2 separate regions of the Homo sapiens genome follow, and region 2 is linked to region 1. A link is a contact called in ENCODE Hi-C or POLR2A ChIA-PET data. All regions are on one chromosome and are shown on one strand. The core of a region is the stretch at or near the end of the contact, and the rest is flanking DNA. Distances in the headings are between cores, read along the strand shown.

Region 1 (4,522 bases), core at 399-2,898:
TTTTTTACTAAACATTATTGTCATCACCCAGGATATATTTAAGATTAAGCTTCACATTTCTCTGCAGAGGGAATTACCAATTTATATCTTATATGTGCAACAATAAACACATACTGTAGAATATATCTTTAAGATAATTGGTCTATTTGTGATTTTGCATAATTAATTACATGTAAAGAAGATGGTACATATTGCTAGTTAAATGTACGTAACATAGCATACCTCTGAATTCAGGTGTGAAATGAAGAGTCTGAAGAAGGGAATTGAGGTAACAGGTTCCACCCTGATTTCTGATTCCGCTTAAATTGGTGAATTCTCTAGGAGCAGGTGGCTCCAAAGCTTTAGTCTTTAATTTCTTCCCTTTTCCATACTGATTATTAGACACAGTGGAATACTCCTCTTCAAACAGGTCCCCAAACATTGTGAAACTAAATACTACCCTTAAAAAAAGTGACATATAAATGCTTTTATTTTTAAAATAAATTTTCCCCAAATCCCCCTACCTTACACTTGGGAGTCGATTCTGTTGTTTCTTAGAACACAGGACTACTGTTTCTATGTACAGTAGTTGGGTTTTGGAGGCAGCAAGATCTAGATTTTTTTCATCCCTATCAGGACCCTAACTACCTGTGTGACCCTGGATATGTTAATCTGTTTTCTTATGTGTAAAATAGGATACCATCTGTCTCTTCGGGTCATTTAAACTATCCAATGACATAACGAAAGAAGGGCAGTTAGTGTACAGGGTTTGGCCCACAATAAGTAACAGCTGTTTTTAAAAAGGCACGTTCACATCACTAATTTTTTTAAAAAAGAAAACCTGTTGCCACAACTAATCCACTGCTGGGACGGCAAAGCCAACCCTAAATTCTGAGAATCAACTCTCTAAAATCTCTGCTTGTCACACCCTTCAGTACTATATACCAGATTATGACATTTAAATTAAACAGATCAAGTTAACTTTTTTTAGAGCACTTTAGTACAGTCCCGAAGCTGTTGGGCCGGAAGTCAGTTCACTGGGGAGGGAGGGGGGAAGGGGAGCGGAGGGCGGGGAAGACTGCCACTAAAATTATCAAGCCTAAAGGCCTTCCAGTATGTATCCACTAATCCCATCGTTAGCCCTGGGGGCCTAGGTGACTTCCCCAAGGTTTCACATCGAGTGTGGCGGAGGGTCACTTGGAGATGAGAAACGTAAAGCGCCTAGCATAGGTACCAAATGACAGGAAGCGCTGAAATGCAATTATTTTTCTTTTCCTCAGAAGAAAACTAAAAAAACACAACTCGAGAGTCTAGCCTCGAGCTCGTTGTCTGCATTCCTGAATTCCCAACTCCTACGGCCGGCCGAGGCCCTCCAAGCCACCACAGGCCCAGGGGCGCAAAAAGGCAGAGGTCCCCGTGGCCCGAAACCACTGCCCCGACTCCAGGAGAGCGCCGCGTCCTCAGGCAGGCCTGGGCAGCCTCTCGCCTCGCCCTCCTCAGACTGGGCCACCAACACTGTCCCTACGCTTCCCACGTCCCTCCCAGGATCCCCGGGCGCCAGCCGCACTTACTGCCTAAAGCCCAGACCCCCGCCCTGGCCAAAACGCGAAGCGAACGAACCCGCCCCAACTGGGCGCCGCCATGTTGGCGAGGGCGGGTCTCCAGAAAGTGATTTATGGATCGTGGACTATGCTTCCCAGGATGCCCCGCTGGAGCGCCGGCCCCTCGCACGGGGCCTTATGGGAAATGTAACTCTTCTGCTCCAAGAGTTTGGGAACTGGAGCGGGAGCGGGAGCGGGCAAGGTGAGCTCGCTTACAAGTCCGCTGGTGAGTTCGCGGGTCCACTCGGCCAGCGGACCACTCATTCGTTCACATTTATAAGATTATAGCTATATGATCTTATATAAGATTATAGCTATATGATCTTATATAAGATTATAGCTATATGATCTTATATAAGATTATAGCTATATGATCCTTATATAAGATTATAGCTATATGATCTTATATAAGATTATAGCTATATGATCTTATATAAGATTATAGCTATATGATCTTATATAAGATTATAGCTATATGATCTTATATAAGATTATAGCTATATGATCTTATATAAGATTATAGCTATATGATCTTATATAAGAGTATAGCTATATGATCTTATATAAGAGTATAGCTATATGATCTTATATAAGAGTATAGCTATATTATAGCTATATAACCTTATATAAGATTATAGCTATATAACCTTATATAAGATTATAGCTATATAACCTTATATAAGATTATAGCTATATAACCTTATATAAGATTATAGCTATATAACCTTATATAAGATTATAGCTATATAACCTTATATAAGATTATAGCTATATAACCTTATATAAGATTATAGCTATATAACCTTATATAAGATTATAGCTATATAACCTTATATAAGATTATAGCTATATAACCTTATATAAGATTATAGCTATATAACCTTATATAAGATTATAGCTATATAACCTTATATAAGATTATAGCTATATAACCTTATATAAGATTATAGCTATATAACCTTATATAAGATTATAGCTATATAACCTTATATAAGATTATAGTTATATAACCTTATATAAGATTATAGTTATATAACCTTATATAAGATTATAGTTATATAACCTTATATAAGATTAGTTATATAACCTTATATAAGATTATAGTTATATAACCTTATATAAGATTATAGTTATATAACCTTATATAAGATTATAGTTATATAACCTTATATAAGATTATAGTTATATAACCTTATATAAGATTATAGTTATATAACCTTATATAAGATTATAGTTATATAACCTTATATAAGATTATAGTTATATAACCTTATATAAGATTATAGTTATATAACCTTATATAAGATTATAGTTATATAACCTTATATAAGATTATAGTTATATAACCTTATATAAGATTATAGTTATATAACCTTATATAAGATTATAGTTATATAACCTTATATAAGATTATAGTTATATAACCTTATATAAGATTATAGTTATATAACCTTATATAAGATTATAGTTATATAACCTTATATAAGATTATAGTTATATAACCTTATATAAGATTATAGTTATATAACCTTATATAAGATTATAGTTATATAACCTTATATAAGATTATAGTTATATAACCTTATATAAGATTATAGTTATATAACCTTATATAAGATTATAGTTATATAACCTTATATAAGATTATAGTTATATAACCTTATATAAGATTATAGTTATATAACCTTATATAAGATTATAGTTATATAACCTTATATAAGATTATAGTTATATAACCTTATATAAGATTATAGTTATATAACCTTATATAAGATTATAGTTATATAATCTTATAAATATGAATGAATGAGTGGTCACATTTATAAAGATATAAGATTATATTTATATAATCTTATATCTTTGTCTTTCGTCTGTGAATCAAACTAATGGCATGTCAAAGTATTGTCTGGACAATCCTTTCATTCCATAGCTTCCTCTCCTCCTATCAGATCCCCATGAAATCTCACCTGCATTAGGATGATAGCCTTTTCAGTGGACTCCCGTTTTACACACCCCTTCCTGCACGTCACTATAAGATGCACTATCCATCTAAGGTGCACTTTGAGCTCAAACCTCTCTGCTAAAGAAGCTTCCACGATTTCTCAACATCCACTGTGGAAATTCTTTATTTTGATTCTTAGTTCGCTGATGGTCCCAACATTCTTTTCATACTGTATTTCTCACTACACACCTATTTACCAAAGTGCTTTCAAATGTGCCATCTATAAAGCTGCTAATCCCTGAGCCTTTAAGGGAAAAGATAAACACCAGCTGCAAGTCTTTTTGTTTTATGATAAAAAGCCCTGTACAACGAAAACACTTTTTCTGGTTTGGTTCCATGAAAACCAATGCTCTGTCCCTGAAGTCAGGAAGTACCTTGCCAGTAAGGGACTTCCTTTTAAATTGCTTTTGATATTGGACAATGTCCCTGGCCACCCAGAACCCCATAGATTCTGCAATGAGAGCACCAAAGTGGCCTCCTTGCCCCTAAACACAACATGTCTAATTCAGCCCTTAGATCAAGGGGTCATAAGGAACTTTAAGGCTCATTACGTACGGTTTTCTATGGAAAGGGGTGTCAACACTATGGAAGAGAATCTCAACAGGGAGAATATCGTGAAAGTCCAGAAGGATTACACCATTGAAGAAGCCCATGTTGTTACAGAAAAAGCTGTGAAAGCCATCAAGCCCCAAACAATACATTAGTGCTGAAGAAAACTGCGTCCAGATTCCAGATGTTGTGTGTGAGTTCACAGGATTTACAACAGCCTATCAAGGAAGTCATGGAAGAGATTGTGGATATGGCACCAAAAAAAAAAAAAAGAGGCATAAAGTGTTTGAAGATCTAGATCTTGGGGAAATTCAAGAGTTAATAGATACCACATCTGAGGAATTAACAGAAGATGACTTGATGGAGATGAGTGCTTTTGAATCAGTACCAG
Region 2 (4,917 bases), core at 1,155-3,654, 70 kb after region 1:
TTCTGCCTTAATTTCATTATTTACCCAGTAGTAATGCATGAGCAGGTTGTTCAGTTTCCATGTAGTTGTGCAGTTTTGAGTGAGTTTCTTAATCCCGAGTTCTAATTTGATTGCACTGTGATCTAAGAGACTGTTTGTTATGATTTCTGTTCTTTTGCATTTTCTGAGGAGTGTTTTGCTTCCAATTATGTGGTCAATTTTAGAATAAGTGCAATGTGGTGCTGAGAAGAATATATATTCTGTTGATTTGGGTTGGAGAGTTCTATACATGTGTATTAGGTTTGCTTGGTCCAGAACTGAGTTCAAGTCCTGAATTTCCTTGTGAATTTTCTGTCTCGTTGATCTGTCTAATATTGACAATGGAGTGTTAAAGTCTCCCACTATTATTGTATGGGAGCCTAAGTCTCTTTGTAGGTCTCTAAGAACTTGCTTTATGGGTGCTCCTGTATTGGGCGCATATATATTTAGGATGGTTAGCTCTTCTTGTTACATTGATCCCTTTACCATTATATAATGCCCTTCTTTGTCTTTTTTGATCTCTGTTGATTTAAAGTCTGTTTTTATCAGAGACTAGATTGCAACCCCTGATTTTTTTTGCTTTCCATATGCTTGGTAAATATTCCTCTATCCCTTTATTTTGAGCCTATATGTCTTTACACGTGAAATGGGTCTTCTGAATGCAGCACACTGATGGGTCTTGACTGTTTATCCAATTTGCCAGTCTGTGTCTTTTAATTGGGGCATTTAGCCCATTTACATTTAAGATTAATATTGTTATGTGTGAACTTGATCCTGTCATTATGATGCTAGCTGTTTATTTTGCCTACTAGTTGATGCAGTTTCTTTATAGTGTCAATTGTCCTGACAATTGGGTATGTTTGTGCAGTGGCTGGTACCGGTTTTTTCTTTCCATATTTAGTGCTTCCTTCAGGAGCTCTTGTAAGGCAGGCCTGGTGGTGACAAAATCTCTCAGCATTTGCTTGTCTGTAAAGGATTTTATTTCTCTTTCACTTATGAAGCTTAGTTTGGCTGGATATGAAATTCTGGATTGAAAATTCTTTCCTTTAGGAATGTTGAGTTTTGGTCCCCACTGTCTTCTGGTTTGTTGGGTCTCTAAAGAGAGGTCTGCTGTTAGTCTGATGAACTTCTTTTCGTGTGTAACAGGACCTTTCTCTCTGGCTGCCCTTAACATTTTTCCTTCATTTCAACGTTGGTGAATCTGATGATTATGTGTCTTGGAGTTGCTTTTCTCGAGGAGTATCTTTATGGTGTTCTCTGTGTTTCCTGAATTTGAATGTTGGCCTGTCTTGCTAGGCTGGGGAAGTTCTCCTGAATAATATCCTGAAGAGGGTTTTTGGCATTTTTTAAAAAATTATACTTTAAGAGATCTGGGATACATGTACTGTCGTATACTTTTAAACAATCAAATCTCATGAGAAATCACTCACAATTGGGAGGGCAGTGCCAAGCCATTCATGAGGGATCCATGCCCATGACCCAAACACCTCCCACCATGCTTCATCTCCAACACTGGGGATTATATTTGACCATGATATATGGAGGGGACAAACATACAAACTACGTCAAAGGCAAAGCATGGCTACTGTGAAAGAAGGGTAAAAACACAGAGATGGCATCACCTCTGACTTCCAGGAGTCCTCAGCAGACTGAGGGAGACAAGTACATATTTTCCTGAAAGAGGTCACTGGAGTGATGGTGTGTTTAGAATATAGAAGTAGAGCAGTCACAGAGAGGCAGCCCAGCAGAGTGTTCGCACAAGGACTGGGCCAGCAACTCCCCACTGCATGCAACGTATCTGAGGAAAGTCATTAAAATAGGTGATGGTCACTTTCCATCAAGTCCCTGGTATGGTCCATGGAGGCAGGGTTGTCAATCTCATTTTGGCATTTCAGAGGCCTCTCAGGGTTTGGATATGGAAGAAGACAACCAGCAATGATTATGCATTGCAGAGATGCAGGTGAGCCCCAGTTTCTTGCCAGTTGGGAGGTCAGTGCTAAGAGCCTTGCTGTCTTTCCCTGGAACATGAGATGCCAATTTCTTTCTGGACAGAGAGTATTTGGTTGGCTAAAGTCAAAATCTAAATTTTGCTTTGGGATAAATTCCAAAAATATTAGCATTATTCAAATTTACTTTCACTTTATCTTTCCGAATCTTCAAGGTCCAAAAGCATTGCTGAATAATTCTGTTTCTAAACTCACTTGCAGCGTGCTCTCCCTCCAAGGCGAAGACCATAATCTACTCTTGTCTGGAAATCATACAAGTAGGTATCTCAGCAAATGATACTCGTGTGTTATCGTTCTTATGAGTAAATCATTGGCAGTGAGTGTGATTTTTTTTTTTTTATGAAAGGATAAATACACGCCCTCTATTGGGGTCAGGTTTTGTGCCTGTACTTCTTCCGCCTACTGTATCATAGCAGCTTAGAATCCCAGCTGCTGGCTCGGGCTGCAGTTCTCTCATGGCTCGCGCAGGGTGGACCAGCCCCGTTCCTTTATGTGTGTGTCTACTGCTGACCTGTGGCTTTGCCGAGGCAGGGAAGCTGCTGGTAGTGCCCATGGATGGGAGTCACTGGTTCACCATGCAGTCGGTGGTGGAGAAACTTATCCTCAGGGGGCATGAGGTGGTTGTAGTCATGCCAGAGGTGAGTTGGCAACTGGAAAGATCACTGAATTGCACAGTGAAGACTTACTCAACCTCGTACACTCTGGAAGATCAGAACCGGGAATTCATGGTTTTCGCCCATGCTCAATGGAAAGCACAGGCACAAAGTATATTTTCTCTATTAATGAGTTCATCCAGTGGTTTTCTTGACTTATTTTTTTCGCATTGCAGGAGTTTGTTTAATGACCGAAAATTAGTAGAATACTTAAAGGAGAGTTCTTTTGATGCAGTGTTTCTGGATCCTTTTGATACCTGTGGCTTAATTGTTGCTAAATATTTCTCCCTCCCCTCTGTGGTCTTCACCAGGGGAATATTTTGCCACCATCTTGAAGAAGGTGCACAGTGCCCTGCTCCTCTTTCCTATGTCCCCAATGATCTCTTAGGGTTCTCAGATGCCATGACTTTCAAGGAGAGAGTATGGAACCACATCGTGCACTTGGAGGACCATTTATTTTGCCAGTATCTTTTTAGAAATGCCCTAGAAATAGCCTCTGAAATTCTCCAAACCCCTGTCACGGCATATGATCTCTACAGTCACACATCAATTTGGTTGTTGCGAACGGACTTTGTTTTGGACTATCCCAAACCCGTGATGCCCAACATGATCTTCATTGGTGGTATCAACTGTCATCAGGGAAAGCCATTGCCTATGGTAAGTCACCTCTCCTTTAGCACATTAAGAATAATCTGGCTTTGGAAATTAAAAAAGGATTCCTTACTGAACTGTGATTTGACATTTTCGTTTGTTGCATTTCAAATTTCTTTCCAGTTTAACAAATTATTTTGTGCGAATTCATGTACTCATCAATTATCAAATTTTATAAAACTGCCCTTCTTGAAAGTATATGTAATAATTTAAAAATTATAGATCATATTCAGGCTACATTTTAAAATACGATGTTTAGAAAAGTACCAAAAACCACAGCAAGAAATGAAACTTCCGTTTTTTGTTAATTCTATGTGACCCCGTAGTTGAAATGCTCTTAAGTTTTGTGTACATTCTTTTCATTGAAAAAAAGTATTTTAGGCATATGCAATATCTCATGTAAGTTCCCATACCTATTTAGTAAAAATAAAATCTAGTATTGGGCTGAACATATTCTTCTTTATCTTGCATTTTTCACTTGCCAATAAATTATGGGTACCTTTATAGAGCAATACAGACAGATTTGACAAGTTCTTTTAATAATTGCATAAAATTCTTTACTTTGGATACAATGTAGTTTTTTAACCAATTAATATTGATATATATATAGCCATTTTCCACTCTTTCCTTTTGTGAATAAGGCTGTGTAAACACTCTTCAATACTTTCCTTGCGTGAATATATTTCTATATTCTTGCTTTTATCTTAGTAGACTAGAGTCCTACACGTAGGGTTACAGGGTTTTCCTGAATTGAGAAGACTGGCATCTTTTTGCTATTAAGTCTTCCTGTTCAGGAACATATATGTCTCACTATTTATTCAGATCTTGTTTTATATACATAAATAAAAATTTTCACTATATAAGCATTTTATGTTTGTTTTTAACATTTATTCCTTGGCATTTTATTACTTTAGAAACTATTTTGTACAGGGCAATGTTTCCATTTCTACATTTAACTGATTACTGGTAATTAAAATTTTGGTTTTTGCATATGTATCTTGTATCCAGCCACATCACTAACTTTTCTTATTATTTTGTAGTATGCATTAGATGTACAATATACAATACCATCTGCAAGTAATTCCCTTGTCTGATATTTGTACTGCTTCTTTTGCTTTGCTGGAGCATATACTTCCAAAATATTATTGAGTAATATTGTTAGAGTAGCCAGTTTAAATAGGGATTCGGTTGCTTGTGACTGAAAAATCCTTGAAAAATACCAGAATAAGATTCTTGGCAAACGCATAGTTGCTAAATCCAGATGAAACACCTGGTGTCTCATCTCATTATATTATTTTATTAGGGGTGGAGTACACATTTTTATGTATTGTTCTGGTTTCTTACAAGATTCAGTAGACTTTGTAACACAGTTATATCTGTCATTGGCAGATGGTTGGTGAAAGAGTGACCGTTCAGCCATCTCATAGGAAAGTGAAATAATGCTCTTTCTAAAAAGCAGGAAGACTACAGTTGTAGGCCTTTCAAAATTAGGCATGACTTTCAGCTCATGGCAAGACCAGGCGAGGAGATGCAAGTTGCAGGACTCTAAGAGGTTGGACTTATCAAAGCACTTTTCTCCTCGTTATCCT

Evidence for each region. Hi-C counts contacts between places; a loop is a spot of excess contacts on that map. ChIA-PET counts read pairs that join two places held with the same protein, here RNA polymerase II (POLR2A). Pooled maps may share reads with other maps.
Region 2: a map of Calu3 shows a loop between it and region 1 (9-fold over the local background). The contact joins the promoter of UGT1A10 here to the promoter of USP40 in region 1. A Hi-C loop is called at or near these places in 1 of 168 maps with a recorded cell type or tissue (Calu3) and 1 of 50 pooled maps. POLR2A ChIA-PET finds 5 or more read pairs at or near these places in 3 of 52 experiments (BJ, HEK293T and Panc1).

Annotation. Positions count from the first base shown.
Region 1 is chr2:233,565,134-233,569,655 of GRCh38, forward strand. It overlaps USP40 (ubiquitin specific peptidase 40), which reads right to left and starts at 1,649. Exons shown (of 32, transcript NM_001365479.2): 1 at 1,551-1,649; 2 at 223-440. The coding sequence starts at 421.
Region 2 is chr2:233,634,044-233,638,960 of GRCh38, forward strand. UGT1A10 (UDP glucuronosyltransferase family 1 member A10) reads left to right here and starts at 2,405. Exons shown (of 5, transcript NM_019075.4): 1 at 2,405-3,334. The coding sequence starts at 2,480. All of the region lies in intron 1 of UGT1A8 (UDP glucuronosyltransferase family 1 member A8), which reads left to right. It also overlaps UGT1A.